2 separate regions of the Mus musculus genome follow, and region 1 is linked to region 2. Evidence: chromatin loops called from intact Hi-C (ENCODE). Cell type or tissue: heart. All regions are shown on one strand.

Region 1 (8,000 bases), 280 kb before region 2:
TCTAAAAGAGTCCTTTGAAGGTCACTCCTGGCCCTACTATATCCACAGCCAAGAGGCAGGATGGTGGTCTGTGACCAAAGCTTTACAAACCGGGGCCAGGATTTGTCTATAATAAAACCCATGACTATATCCCTAAAATGACTTTCATGTGACTCTAAGTGAATTTGTTGAGAAGCAGATTATAAGATGGGCCAGAATAAGGTGAGAATTCAAGCTGCTTTTGCTAAATATAAGAAGAATAATGTATCCCACAGTACTAACATTTGGTTTCTCTTTTCATTCCCCACAAAATCTCTCTCCTGGCGTGTCTGGATGTTTTCTTATTTGCTGTTGATTGTCACGAGGAGCAAAACCATATTTGTTTCATACATTTCTTGCCTGGATTTTCCCGGTCACCTTAGACTAGAATTGGCCAGCCAGTTTTTAGTCAAAAGATAAGACTATTCAATATGCGTGTATAATTAGTCTCATTTAGCAGCTCATAGGTGTTCATTTAGTCCCCCTTCAACTGCCACTCTGCAGTGTCCTTGACAGTCAGCTGACCTTTGGAGTACTAAGATCAGCATGATCTTAGAAGCTCATGGCTTCCTTTCTGTACTTGAGGTGAGGTTGACTCCTTCAGATAACAAGTGGCTTCTGGCTGCCTTGGGCAGGGGTAGATGTCCCATGCACTTGATGTGAGTGCCAATGAAATACATTCAGGGTCCACTAGAGCTCTGGGCTCTTGAGCACTGAGAATCATTGAGATGAGTCAGGGAGCCCTGGGCGTGTGACTGTACCTGTTCCCTGAGTGCACACACATCTCTTAGCCCTTGGGAAGCACAGATTCAGAGGTAAAGAATTTCAGGATGGTGACCACAGAGCATTCAGCCAAGTGTGGCCCTCTATGTATGTGTCTGGGGCTATGAACACGATGTTCCCTGATTGTGGACTGAACAATCCAAATAGGTTCTGTTATTGCTATGAGTGGAATCTCTCTAGAATGGAGACATGCCATGCTCCCTTAAGAATTAATGCAGTTGGGCAGCTGTGGTGGCTTCAAAGACTTCCCTAGGGCCCAGGCAGTTGGACACATGCTGCACCCCCCCCCCCAACTGGTGGTACTCTTTGGGAAGGTTTAGGAGGTCCAGCCTTGCATAAAGAAGTATGTTGAAGCATTCGCTGGAGTCAGGCTTTGACAGTTCATAGCCTCACACTGCTTCTTCTACTCTGCCTGCATCTGCCTGCTTTGCTCTCTCTGCTTCATGCTTGTGACTGAATAATATGTCATATCTCAACTTCATGCTCCAGCTGCCAGCTGCCTTGCTGTCCTTGCCATTATGGACTTTATCTAGCTTTCTGGAACCTTAAGCCACAATAATCTCTTTATTCTGTAAGTTGCTTTGGTTGTGAGATGTCATCAGAGCAACAGAAGAGTAACTAATATGGCTGATCAATGGCCTGGCTAAGGGACATCTCTAAGGAGTATGTTCACTTTTCCTCCCCAGAATTCCTGCTTATAAGAATTCTCTTATAAGGCATGGCTAAACGGATCCACACGTCTGTCTGCTTTTCTGAAAAGTGTGACTTTTCCTTTTCTTCTTTCTTTTCTCTGAGCGTGCTTCCCCTAATTCTTTAGGAGTCCTTCTTTCTCTAAAGGTCCCCTCCCTGCCATGTGGTTGCCTGCCACCCTGTGGCTGACCTCTGTGCTGGCATATCTCGGATGGGTGTGGCTTCTTCATCAGGCAGCTGTGACATCCACCCTTTACCCACTCTGGGGGTTTCCTTTTCCACTTTAATAAAAGTGTCCTGAGTTCCATTTGAGGCTGTTCTTTATGTAGGCAGTCCCAGGATGTGGCTTTCCTGAATCTTCAGCCTTTCAGTGATGCATGCTTTGAGTTATGCGTGCATGCTCTCATTAGATAACTTCTGTAAACCCATAAGCTCACCAAGCTGCATGTGGGCAGGTCCATTTGGGGGGAGGGTCACCAGTTTTCTCCTTGGTAAGAGTAGAAATCTGTCACAAAGTACCCCTGATTTTCTTAACTGTGACAGTGAGGTGGCCTAATGCTGGCATACTCCTGGAGGTCTTTCACCTATTTTTAATAATAACAAATCTGCTATGCTGGGTCCAGCATAGGTCTGAGGTCATGCCAATTGTGAACTGAAAGACTGTGGGCATGCTCCCACTTCCTCTGCTCTTATCGCAGTTCTGATATATATGTATATAATATGTATTATATACAATATATACAATATAGGCTATATACCATATATCTTATATATTGTGGATATGTAAGGAACATATCTTATGTAAATGTAAGATATATATCTCATAATTTTATTTGTGTGTGTTTGTACATGCACACACATGGATGTATGCCTATTTAAGGCACAAGTGTTTGAGTGTCTGTGGCAGCCAAAAAAAGAGGCAGGGTCCTCTGGACCTGGAGTTACAGGCATTTGTGAATCCGTAGACATGGTTCTGGGGGTGGAATATGGACACCCCCAGAATATGGTCCTCTGCAAGAGCAGCAAACTCTATTAACTGCAAATCCCAGTATGAGCCCATACTCCAGTCCCATGTATATATCCCTTCACAGAAGAGATAAGACCTCAGAAACCTTGTGATGCCTTCTTCATGCCTTAGCTTCATCATCCTGGAAAGCCGTCCAGTTTTTTCCCATCATGCACTTGGTCCATCTATGATGCTTCGGGTTCCTTCACCCCTTCCTGGATGTGGTTCTTGTCTCTCCCAGTTGGCTTACTGTCATCTGTCAGTCATTCCCTGTCCCCATGGCCAAGCTGCTCATGAGGAAGGTTTCTCAGCTCCATGCTTGTGGCCCCAGGCTTGGCTATGGGTCACCAGTGGCATGTGGCATCCTGTGTTTCTTCTTGGCCTTACTCTGAACACTTTTTTTTTTCTTTTTTGCCCATTCTGTGCTTGGTGTTCATTTCTAGAACTACAAGCAAAACTTTTTAGGTGTAAGGAAGCTGCTTCTTTTCGGAGGTTTAAGACCATATCTGGCACCAATTGAAAAGTAGTGTCCAGGCTGGAGAGATGGCTCAGCGGTTAAGAGCATTGACTGCTCTTCCAGGGATCCTAAGTTCAATTCCCAGCAACCACATGGTGGCTTACAACCATCTGTGATGAGATCTAGTGCCTTCTTCTGGTGTGTTTGAAGACAGCTACAGTGTCCTTGTATAGATGAAATAAATAAAAGAAGCCTTTAAAAAAAAAGTTTCCCAAAAATATGTAGTCGGCTTTGTAGCAACACAACCTCCAACTCAAACATGGATAAGTCAGTGTGCATTTATTGTCAGCAACAGAACTGTGTCTAGATCATATAAACTTACCTCTGTGCTGGGGCTGGAAGGACAATTTTTATGGAATTTTTATGATTTATATGGTAACATAATTTCTTTATAAAATATATGCATTTCTAGGTTTTCCAGTGGTGGTAGCCAGGCAATGAAGTGAGAAGGTATCTCAGGCGATTAGAATACAAATGGTAGGTCCCAGAGCCTAGAGGACTAGGGAGGAGGGGTGCCCCGAAGGACAGGAGATGGCTCTCCAAAGGGAAGCAAGGCCTAGATCACTGTTCCCACCCCGGTAGTGAAATGCAAAAGTAGAGAGATTTGCGTTATAAAGGCAGCAACAGTGTTGACTAATCTTGGTTACCAAGTTGACACCCAAGAGGGAGTCTCATTTGAAGAATTGTTTCTGTCTGACTGGCAAGTCTGTGGGGCATTTTCTTGATTGCTAGGGAGGTCCCAGTTCAGTGTGGGTGGTGCCCATCCCTGGGCAGGTGGACCTGGGCTACTTAAGAAGTTTTGCTGAGGGCTGGAGAGATGGCTTAGTGGTTAAGAGCACTGACTGCTCAAATCCCAGCAACCACATGGTGGCTCACAACCATCTGTTATGAGATCTGATGCCCTCTTCTGTCTGAAGACAGCTACAGTGTACTTACATATAATAAATAAATAAATAAATCTTAAAAAAAAAAAAGAAGTTTTGTTGAGCAAGAGCCCAGGATGGAGGCAGTAGGCGGTACTTCCCATGCCCCGATGACCACTCTGCATGGCTACTTCTTGCTGGGGAGTATGCACTGTGGTACCAGATACAGACAGAATTGACTCGGTATCTAATTAAGCAGCTCTCACCCCACATAAAATGTGCTTCAAGGATTTCGCATGTTCCATTCCTCCATGTTTCCCGAACCTTCTTGTCTTCTTTTATCTCTTCTCTTTCCGTCTTCTTCTTCCTCCTCCTCTCCTCTCCCCCAACGTTCTTTTCATAAGTTTTTAAATCTTTTGAGAACAACCGGTTAGATTCTAACTGCATATTCTCCTGCAGCCACTAGATGGAGCTAAAGTACACAGTGTCATCTGTCCACGTGCAGGTTAGCTTTACCTGTCTGTTTGACACAGGCTAGCATCTTCTGGGGAGAGTCCCCGTGAGAACTGCCTAGATCAGGTTGAGCTGCAAGCATGTCTGGGGAGTGTTGGCTTGGTTAACCCTTGTAGGAAGTAGCTGTTGTAGGAAGACCCAGCCTGAAAGTGGCTGTGCGTCATTCCCCTAGGACCTGGGCTATGTAACTGCAGGGACAGCTCGCTGACTGTTCTGCATATATGTGCCCATTCTTCCTCCCCTCGTCTGTGGACGTCATGAGACAAGCTGTCTTAAGTTCCTATTGCCTTGACTTCCTAGCAATCATGAGCCGTAACCTGGAATTGTGAACTAAAATAAATTCCTTCTTTTCTAAGTTGTCAGGGTATTTTATCACGGCCACTGAAATGAAACTCCGTAGTATGTCAATGGGTTTTCACATGTTTCAAATGTGTGCTTGCAGGAAGTATGGATCACTTGATTACAAGACAGAAGGTGTTTTTCTTAAAAAAAAATAATTATTTGTCTTATGTGTCTGTGTTGGCTAAGTGGATGTAAGCTCACCATGTATGTGAAGTGGCAGACATGGGTCAGAAGAGGGCACCAGATAAGATAGATCCCCTGGAACTCGAATTACAAGAGGCTGTGAGCTACCCCGTGAGGGTGCTAGGAGCTGGACCTGGGCCCTCTGGAAGAGCAGCAGGTGCTCTAACTGCTGAGCCATCTCTCCCATCCCAGAAGGTATTTATTAAACATCCTAGAAATGGCAGAGGAGAAAGAAGAAAAAAACAACTGTAGACTGTGTGCTCCGTCCACAGCAACCCACTCTTCCATGTAGCGATTACTTCACGTTTAACTGGAATCATACTCAAAACACCACCTAACGCCCTGATTCACCTGAGTGTGTGCTTTTATGGAGCATTGTGGGGTGATTTGATACATGTCCAGGGTGTTCACATGTGCACATAAACACTCATATATCTGGTCCTTTGAAAGGCGCGTTTACCGGATTGCCTTGCCGAATGGAAGCTGAGGGCACAGCCATTGCCAGTTTTCCTGATCCTGAATTCATCTGAGAAAAAAAAAAATTGTAAGTGACGGTCAGCAGATGGCGCTCTAAGAATGAAAACTGAAATTATGAGTCTTGGTATGCTCCGTCGCCAGGATTTCTGTCTGGAGGGGAAGCCTCTGAAAGATGTGTATGCATCACAAAAGCCTGGAGTAGGAAAACACAGCACCCAGGGGTCTGTCATGAATTCAGGGGAAGCCGGAAAGTCAAACATGCTCAGATTCAATGCTTAGTGATGCTCATGTTGACCAAATCCAATCAGGGGCACGCAGAGTCTTGCTATGTGGCTGCTGTTTAAATTAAGTAATTCCTAACACACTGTGGCTTTTGATGATGCTACTATATATGCTTGAATTTGTGTTATTTGGTTCCAAGTAACTTACCAAGTTCTGTTCCGGCTTATCTTCCATTTTTCTCCTGTGGAAATCCAGCCTTTCTTCTCTTCCTTTGATATATATATATATATATATATATATATATATATATATATTGTAAAAAAATCATTAAAAAAGAATGGGAACTATATTGCTTTTCATCTTTGGGCTAAATTAAATAGTAAGTGAGAGTTAGGTTTTGGTGATTAATTTTGCCTACTTGAACAGCTGTGAAACAGGAGCATAGGTAGAGTGGGGTCTGGTTTCCCACTCACAAACAAACCTTTACAGAATGGTTACACCACAAACATGCTCCTTACACCTCCAGGAAGCTTGTCTTAGCATGATAGCTTCCAGCTGAGTCCCTACTGGAAGAGTCTGTTGAGGTGGGCTGATCAGTCCTGCCAGTTTCTAATGGATGCTCTGCATAGCACCAAAGTGTGAACTTCCACCAAACTCCCGAGAGATGCTACAAAACTCTAAGGGCCTCCTTTCATCCTCCCACGTGTGTACATCCTAAGCTTCCTTAGGGGTCCTGGGATTACAAATGCTCACACTGTGCCCATGGTTTTGCAAGCCCTCCTGTTTGCACAAGTGATTTGCCCGCTGAGCCATCTACTCAGCTCCAATTTCAAGAAGTTTTTCTGTTTGGTGTCCTCTGCCATCAATCCTTATTTTATGGTTTATTCTTTCAACTTAATGTGTATCTTAGGGTTTGCATTCCTGCACAAACATCATCACCAAGAAGCAAGCTGGGGAGAAGAGGGTTTATTCAGCTTACACTTCCACATTGCTGTTTGTCACCAAAGGAAGTCAGGACAGGAACTCACACAGGACAGGAACTTGGAGGCAGGAGCTGATGCAGAGGCCATGGAGGGGTGCTGCTTACTGGCTTGCATCCCCTGGCTTGCTCAGCTTGTTCTCTTATAGAACCCAGGACTACCAGCCCAGGATGGTACCACCCACAATAGACTGGACCCTCCCATCCTTGATCACTAATTGAGAAAATGCCTTACAGCTGGATCTCATGGAGGCATTTCCTCAAGGGAGGCTCCTTTCTCTGTGATAACTCCAGCCTGTGTCAAGTTGACACGCAAAACCAGCCAGCACAACGTGTAAGGTTGTTTTGCATGAACAGATGTCTGTGTACCATGTGTATGCGTAGATTCCCAAGGAGGCCAGCAGAGGGCGCCTGCTATAGAAATTTTGGAATGCTCTCATTCTCCAAAAGTTTTGCTGGGCTCTTCCCATGAATGGAGTGTGATTGCCACACCCACCTGGGCCCATCCCTTTCTATCTTTATTACCCCGAGTTTTCTAAGACATGAGCTTTATTGTCTCTCCACATATAACAGCCTTTGTGGGGGGCTCTCAAGAGCACTGTGAGGTTTTCAGCACATATTTGTATGTGTTCCGTCAGGCTGATATTAACTGAGCCATTCTGATTTATCGTACCTGGCTCTGTAGTCTTAGCTTCTGTGTCTTGGGGCTCACTGTCAGCGCACAGACATGGCTAGGTGCCTGTCATTTATCCTGAGACCTTGAAGAGCACACACATTAATTCACAGACTTTATTTGCTTTTAACCCTTGGAGAGCCCTATGTGGACGCCCATCTCCCTCATGTAAACAGGGACAGCTTTATTCTCACATCGACTTGTTCTGTCGGGGTTGACTGGAGCTCATTGCCTCAAACTTTTTCTTGCTGGTGAGTCCTTGCCATGGCTTCTGGCAGAAAAGAATAGGCTTCGGCTGGCTCTGTTCTCTACCTGTTGAGAGTTCCACATTGCTGGGTTTCTTGTTGCCTAATGCAAGGCACTAGGTAAGAAAAGTCATGTACAGAAAAAGTAGCACTGGCTTTCCTCTCGTCCTGTGCCCTTGGTTGCGCAGAGTCCTCTTTGTCCGTTTATTTGTTTATTATGACAGAGTGACTCCAGCCAGCTCTGTCAGCTGAAGAAGAGTAAAGGAGCCAGGCACGGAGAGCAAGTCTATTAGAATTGATATAGACTCCTAGGGCAGAGAACAGGGCTGGACAGCCTCTGCTTCTAAGGGTGGGGGAGGGGCATTTGGGTTCAAGTTTCTCCCTCTTGGGGATTCCCCCTGCTTTCCTATTGGACCTACGGTGTTCGTGCACCTCGAGGTGTAGGAATTGAGTCTCTGTTCCTGTCTGTGAGTTTGGAAACAGCCACTA
Region 2 (8,000 bases):
GCGGTGGCCTGCTTTTCACCGGGAGCCTTCAGCTGCCCTCTACCGAAAGCTTCTGGAATAGATGACAAGAGACTAGAATTTTCTGAAAATTAAATGAATCAAAAATCATTCCGTTGAAAGGACAGTGGATTCCTGTGTTTAAAACTATGCTCCTACCCTAGTGTACTTAATCACTGCTTACCACGCAATAAGACTTGGTCACTGGGCAAGGTTTCTGTTCCTGTAGCTGTGACAAAAACAAGCTAAGGAAAACTGGGTTTGCTCTGGCTCATAGTTCAGAGTAAAAAAGCAAAGCAGGAAAAAAAAAATCTTGAAATGGCTGATCACATCGCATCGGTAATCAGAACTTAGACGACTGTGGAAGCACGCTGCTACCGAGATCAATTTGTATAGTCCAGGATCCTGTACCCAGGAATGGTCTAGCCCACAGTCAAGACCGGCCTTTGCACAACACTTAAGTAATCAAGATAATCTCTCCTCCCACAAGCCTGAGGCCCGTCTCCAGGTGACTCTAGATTCTGTCAAGTCGACAATAGTAGTCACATGTGCTAAATCACAAGACAGCCTGTCACTTAGAGGTGCCAAGAAATTCCCTGCCTGAAAGGCAACCATACTACAAGAATTCAAGCGTTTTAACAGGACAGGGCTCTGACATCACCTCTTTGGGTAAGCTTGGGGGACCACGCTGCTCAGCAGCTTTTCATGACCATTTCAAAGAATTAACAGAGAGAGAGAGAGAGAGAGAGAGAGAGAGAGAGAGAGAGAGAGAGAGAGAGAGAGAGAGAGAGAGAGAGAGAGAATATGCTGTACTGACATTTTGTAAGCGCTGGACAGGAACATCTACCTATATCATACTTGCACTCTATGGCTGGAGGAAACTCTTTTTTTCTTTTTTTATCCTTATCTTTGTCCTTTGGTGATGTGGTAAAAGAATTACAAAATGGGGCCTGTATCTTCTAAATTAGGCTTAGCTTACAGATTCTGTAAGCTATAATATAGTCACTTTTCTGTTTGGGTAAGTTCTGGAGTCCTGTAATTTCAGAGGATATAATCCTTTGAAGTTGGTTTGCAAAGCAAATCTCTGCCCTGCTATTCACAGGAAACATGTTTGTTTGTTTGTTTGTTTGTTTTGAAATCTTACCTAAGATATGCTTTCACTATTTACAGTTAAGATAACATCTTTGTTCCTTAGTTCAGCTTGACTCTGGCCTTAGTGCTATGGCTACTAAAATAAGAAGGGAGTAGACCATTTTTAACAAGGCCATTTGAGAGTGGCCTTCACAAATGTAGCCCTACTTTGAATATGCCTGTGAGCAGGAAGTCCACATGTCCACAGTCTCTCCATTATGAAGGTCTGTGTATGACTGTGGAGATGACTCAGTTGCTACAGGACTTGGGGAGCACACACAAGAATCCGAGCTTGATCCCATGCATGCAAAAAAAAAAAAAAAAATTAACATTTTGACATTCTTGTAATCCCAGAGTTGTAGAGCCAGAGACAGTATTAGGGGACAGCTCGCTCCATTTTTTTTCTTCCTTTTCCTAGTTAAACATAATGTTAGAACTTGATTTATTTGTATACTGTTCCCTAACTGTGTGTTTTTCTCTAATCATGTCCTAACATGAAGGCCACCTTGTCTTTTTTTTTTTTAAACTTGTTCTTCCTCTATAACTTTGTGATATATTCATCATAAATTGTTTCATGATATGTTCCAAGAATTGACTGACTCTGTCTTTTTCTAAACCTATTTTAATAAGGATTCTCCCTCCCTTCTAGCCTACCACCCACCAGAGGTAGTGGAAGAGAAAAGTTATGAGGACACAGGGGAAGTCAACCTATTTAGAAAGAGTTCTTGTGGGGTGGGAGAGGTGAGTCCAATCTTTGTTGTCATGGTATCCAGCAGTTCAGTCCAGTAGCAAACACCGAATACGAACCAGCAGCTGTAGTCAGTTCTCTCAGCAGACACTACATAAAAACCAGCAAGGGCAGTTCAGTGCAGAAGAAAGTGCAAGGCTCACCAAGGGGCTAGAGGCCTCTCAAGAAGTTCTTTGGCAATTTTCTATGACATCACCACATCAAGCGGGGCTCAGCAACACAGTGTAAGGCAAACCAATACGTGCTTGTTGTTAGCGAAGAACAGCAAGGCAGAACAGAGCAAACCAGTGCTCAAGGTCCAACTGTCTGTGGGGTCACATTTATATTCCTTCTGAACATTGTGTATCTTTTCTCCTATGTCTGCTATAGCAAAACATCCTTTCACCTGTGTCTGCTTCAGGAAAACAGTCTTTCACATGGCTGCTTTAGTAAAACACCTTTTCATCTGTGTGCCCCCAGCAAAACACCAACTGGCATGACTTTCCAAAGAAACCAAAAGTTTCCACTTCCACTGACCATAAAATGTCCCATGCTATGTTCTAATAACTGACTACAAATCCACAGTATGTTCTTGTCCTATGATGATAAAAACAACTGCAATGTTCTGCTTTGTAATAACTGGCTCCATTGCTATTTTTTTTAAAAAAGCCTCCTGTTCTAAGTTTGGACTGGCCATAAAAATAAGTTTTTACCTTGCCACAGTTTGGTGTTAACTCCTTGTTCTCAACACCATAACAACAGGAGCATCCTCATTCAGCCATCCTGGACAAATTGGTGTGTTCCAGATCAATGAGAGATCTTATGTTTTAAAAGAAAATGTTTGACACACCTGAGGTACAAAACTATTGGTTGACCTCTGTGGCCTCTACATGTCTTACCTGCTTGTGTGCACACACACACTAAGGAAGGAAGATAGATAGATAGATAGATAGATAGATAGATAGATAGATAGATAGATAGATAGATCTTTGTGATAATGGGGAAACTAACCCAGAAGAGTAAATCTTTATGTTGACCACGCTGCTGCTAAGTCTAAAAACTGAGAAAAACACCCAGGCTAACAAGCTAGGTTCCTGCTTGCCATGACAACTAAAACACGGGCTAAATGATGAAGTGAAACCTCAGATGTAAGCATTAGAGTGGAAAGACCAAAGAGGGAGAAACACTGAAGGCCAACGCCTGCTCCACTCCGGAAGCTGGAGCAGGGATCTTTCTGCAGAGCCCTGTGTTCAGCCATATCACCATTTTCTCTAAGAGTCTGGCACAGGGGCTCCGGATGCCCCCAGCTTAAGAAGGAACAACTAAAATGATTTTCCTAGCCTCTCTGTCACTTGTCATGAGCCCCTCCTCCTAGCAGCTAGTCTAAGATTCCTGTCAGCTGAGAATCAGAAATGCCAGCATTGCATAGTGAAGAACCTTTGCTGCTAAGGTTGCCAACATAGCAACCATATTCCTGTTCTACAGAGAAGAGCATTACAACCGCAGTGAACCATGTCAGGCCCAAACCTGCTTGCCCTTGTATGCAGTCTTCATCTTCCCTCAGATTCCTCCAGGGACCTAACAGACACAAGTACACCTTTGTTAACAGTCAAAGCCTCCGGTTTCCCTGTGATGCTGTGAGATGGAGTTTTACCCTCCAGGAGAGATCCTATCTGGCACCTCAGAGCCTTCCTGGGATCTTATATGAGTTTCTTAGCAAGCCTTGAGGTGTAGCTTCAGAAGCCACCGAAAGTGGCACATGTAGCAACTGCAAAGACACAGCATAGCGGCTCTCTCCCGAGCAGCCCATCCTGCTGCTCTAGGGTGTGCCTCATGCCTTCCCGCTAATTCTTGTTCTTACATTTGTCTAAAATGCTTAACAGACAGACAGACAGACCTCCTCTTCCTGATGGTCTGTCCAAAAATTCTTTCCTGCAGAGAGTTTACCAGGAAGCTGGGGGGGGGGGCGGCTGTGGCCAGAGGCAGAACGTAGCAAAGCATTGCCTTACCCCATGCTGCTGGCTCTGACACCCTGTCACTTCCTCCGATGCTCTCCTAAGGGTCTGTCCCCTTTGCTTCTGGCCCCTTTCCCTTCTCCGTCTATATATTCTGGTTATCAGGGCAGCTGTAAATATCTTAATCCAAGACTCCAGTCCAGCATGCTAAGTTTAAAAACAAAAACAAACAAACAAAAAAGGGCATATGCAGGTGCAGGTCTAAACCATTGTACCACATCACCCCAACGTTCATTTGAATAACATGGCCCTACCTTGGAACTTCACCCTCAGAATCCCCCTTTAATTGAGATACCCTCACACACACCCCATAATGCCCTTCCTTTGAGAGGAGAAGCTTCCAGCAATAGACTTCTTGCAACAGTCACAAGCATCAGAATTACTGGAAAGAGTGGAAAGAAAAGGATTCTCTCTCTCTCTCTCTCTCTCTCTTTCTCTCTCTCTCTCTCTCTCTCTCTCTCTCTCTCTCTCTCTCTTCATTAAATGCCATGAATATAGAATCTGTGACTTAATTAAGTCTGAGATAGGATTTGTGGTAATGGGACTGGTGCTTAGAGCAGGGGGTCTATGGAAGGGATGTTCCACCATGATGCAGAACCAGATAACAGGTGATGGTGGCTTCTCTATGCTGGGGAGGAAGAAACAGTTCCTCTCTCACATGTGCAAAGGAAAAATGGTATAGCCTACCAATACGGTGTCAAGATTTTGAGAAAGCCCCACCCTTCTTCAAAGATTGCTGCAGAGTGTTGGGGTAGATATGAAAATGGTTCTATACCTCCTCCTCTTCATCCTCCTCTTCCTCCTTCTCTTCATCCTCCTCCTCCTCTTCATCTTCCTCCTCCTCCTCCATTTTGCTCTTACAACTTAGGACTTACCCTTAGCCAATGCTCAAGTTTTCAGAAGGCACAGTTTCTCCCCACAACCAAACATGCATGGCTTGAGTTAAGGAGGACTCTGGGCAGGTACAGTCCCCTCCAGAAATCTGGGCCGACGAAGGCCTCCTCTGAGGCACCTCAGTACCACTATCGCCCTCTGCTGGCCATCTTTGATTTCTGTACAAACGACTCTGCACTAGTCTGTATGAGGGCTATCAACTGACCCCTGGGTCTATAGCATGCTGGTAATTACCAGCAAGAAGTGATGCTCAACTCTAATGAGAGGGCATAAACTGCTGAGGAGAGAAGAGCCATGAGCTGCTGAACAGGGACACTTGTGGGTCTAGAGACAATGTAAGTCTGATGCTGTTCTCCAGAAGTCTGCCCTCTTTTTATAACTTTTTCCTAAGATGGGGTTTTCAGTGCCAGCAGCCTCAGGAACTATGGGAAATTGTTCTAATTATACGTGCAGGGCTTCCGCTGTGGCCAAGTGTTCACCACACGCACAAAGTTCCATCCCAGCCCTACATAAATGGGGCATGCTTGTGTGTACCTCTCAACCCAGCACTGGAGTGCTGGCGGCAGGAGGATCAAAAGTTCAAGGTTATTTTGGTCACATACTGAGTTTGAAGTCAGCCCATGCTATGTGAGATCCTAGGGGCTACAGTAGCAGGACTGAAAAGAGGGAGGGAGGGAGGAAGGGAGGGAGAGAGGAAAGTAGGTAGGTAAGTGAGCACATTGTAGCTTCTCCTCAGATACATTGAAACAGACTCTGAGGCCGGCTACAGCATTCATAGCCAACAACCTCCAGTGTTCCTGATGCACAGCAAAATTTTAAATACATTGAATACAAGTTCATCTTTTCAGAACTATATCTCTCCACAGATACACATTAGCATATCTCCCTAAAAAAATACAAACAAACAGAAATGTTGCAAGATACCATCTTGAGAGAATGTGCTCAGGGCAGAGGCTCTCTCATGCCCTGGTGATGTGTCTGGAAGGAAGAACTCAACAGATTCTCACAGCATCACGGTAGCTGGCAGCTGTCCCCGCAGCCCTCCAATGCTAAGGTTTTACCACATACGAGTTGAGGATTCTGCTTCTCAGAAAACATCACTGCTCTTCCCAATCCTTCCAGATGAGCCCTGGTGTGCCTTTGCCCAGAACAACTGTGTCCATTTTCATTCCACTATCCGGGGAGGAGCCAGGCCTTGCAAGCCAAAGCATGAGCTCTGCTTAGCAGAGAGCTCAGTGCATCAGGGAGAGACACAAAGGCTTCCTCCAGATAGGGAGAAGAAAACAAAGAGGTCTCTTTGAGTTTCATCTTAAGTTCACTGGCTCCACAGTAAGATCTCTCAAACTGGGCTGGCCAACCAGAGCTGGCCCACATTGTGGCAAAGGAGCTACTTCTGCATGTGTGTTTCCTCTGTTCTTGGGATGTCATCTCAGGCAAAGTGCCTCTCTTTGGCAGAGGGCAATGCCTAGGGAAGGGACAGGAGCAGCTTATTCTGCACAAATGTCCTATGCTGGGGCCAGTGTGCTCAGTTTTGAGTGGCATATGTTGTGTCCGTGACAGTTCTCAAGGTTGGTTTGTAGAGGACAGTGGCTACAGCCAAATGGTTTCTGGGGTGAGTCTCTTTGCTGAGAATAAAGGGGGCTAGCCCTAATTCTGTATTTTTAATTATCCCCTTGGGCTCAGTCCAACCACACTGGATGCTTTTAAGTCTAATGAGGGTTCTGGATGCCTTATCCTGATCCCCCTTGGATATTATGTGTTCCAGTTAGAAGGAGGCACCACACTGGCACGCTCCTTTCAATCTTTACAGTTTATCCAAGCTCCACAATGCTAAAACTGGCATCTGTTCTCTGTCACCTGGGGAGTTCCTTGTCCCTACCTCATGTGAGGTTATTCAGGTCCACCTGAAGTATAGGTAGAAACATAGTCAGGGACATAGGCATCTGTGATGGTTAACCTTGATTGGCAAGTAGATGGGATTTAGAGTCACCATGGAAACAAACCTCTGTGTGTATCTGTAGATGAAGTTGGAAAGACCCCACCATGAATGTGGGTAGCATGGGGTCCTGTGCTGAGTAAAAAGGAGAAAGTGAACTCTCCGCCAGCATCCATCTCTTCCTGCTTCCTCACTACAGACCCAATGTGACCAGCTGCCTCACAGGCCTGCTATCACACATTCTTCACCATGGTGGACTATACTGGGGAGCTATGAGCCAAAAGGAACCCTTCCTTCAGCTGCTTTCCTCTGGTATTTTGTCATAGCAATAAGACAAGTAACATGCACGCGCACGCGCGCGCGCGCGCACACACACACACACACACACACACACACACACACACGCACGCACGCACGTGAATATAGCAAGCCTCACCTGACCGCCTTGTGTAAGGATGAGCTGTTTCGAACTGTGATAGTTTGGTCTTCCATCTCTACGACACAATGTTTAACGAGACAACTTAAAAGAAGATGTATTCCACAGTCCATCCGGGCAACCAAGGCATTGAAGAACATCTCACTTCCGGTTAGACAGGAAGCAGCAAGGGGTAATGCCTGCACCCTCCGGGGCTCACTCCTGCTTTCCTGTTTTATTTCATGTGGGTCTAGGGGATGGTTCTACCCACATTTGGGGGTGGGGTTCCCCATGAACAACAAAGTGTCTACCAATACAGAGATACTTAAGTCCCTGCTTCAAGGATATATAGGGACGCCCAGAGTTTCTTGTTTTCTAGGTGCTTCTCAGTCCAATCAAGTTGACCAATGACCAGGATTACCCATCCCCACACCCCGGATAAGGTAGTGACTCAGTCGGGTTTTATCTGGACACGGTATTGTGGATTCAGTTGGGAGAGGTCGCACAGATGTTGGGTGGGCCTTCGCTTTGGAACCAGAGTGTTGCTCCAGACACCTGCCCTCAACTCACAAAGAGGAAGTGGTGAAACAGATGTTATTTTCACACACAAATTCAAATACAAGCAGGGACGAACCCTTCTTGGAGAGGCAAAGCCAGGCCAGCTAGGAAGAGAACAGGAACAACGGAGCATGTGCTGCAGCGCTCAGGAACTATGGTTCCAGGAAGATATCCACACATTACAAACACAGCTCAGACAAGAGTAAGCCTTGTGATTAAATTACAGGATCAGGAGAGGACATGGCAGAATTCTGAGGTCCTTTCGTCATGTCAATAGTCAGGAAGCCTTGCTCAACAGCCACAACTCATGAAACTGAGAAGGCTAGA

What was found. A loop is a pair of places that touch in the nucleus more often than their neighbours do. Peaks named below come from ENCODE experiments on the same cell type or tissue, not always from the same donor. Only the 100,000 strongest peaks of a DNase experiment are listed, where the experiment ranks them.
Region 1: it touches region 2 in a loop (5-fold over the local background); 28 of 42 quality-filtered maps call a loop at or near these places.

What each region holds. Positions count from the first base shown.
Region 1 is chr13:52,248,888-52,256,887 of GRCm38, forward strand. No RefSeq gene overlaps it. Among named protein-coding and RNA genes, the nearest start is that of Gm33116, 19 kb to the left of the region's middle. In heart, CTCF peaks have their summits at 1,668 (motif pointing left), 4,342 (motif pointing right), 5,476 (motif pointing right) and 6,991 (motif pointing right); no DNase peak of the experiment used is centred here.
Region 2 is chr13:52,530,848-52,538,847 of GRCm38, forward strand. It overlaps a transcript of Diras2 not described here. Among named protein-coding and RNA genes, the nearest start is that of Diras2, 4.0 kb to the left of the region's middle. In heart, CTCF peaks have their summits at 48 and 4,912 (motif pointing left); no DNase peak of the experiment used is centred here; H3K4me3 peaks cover 259 bases; H3K27ac peaks cover 615 bases.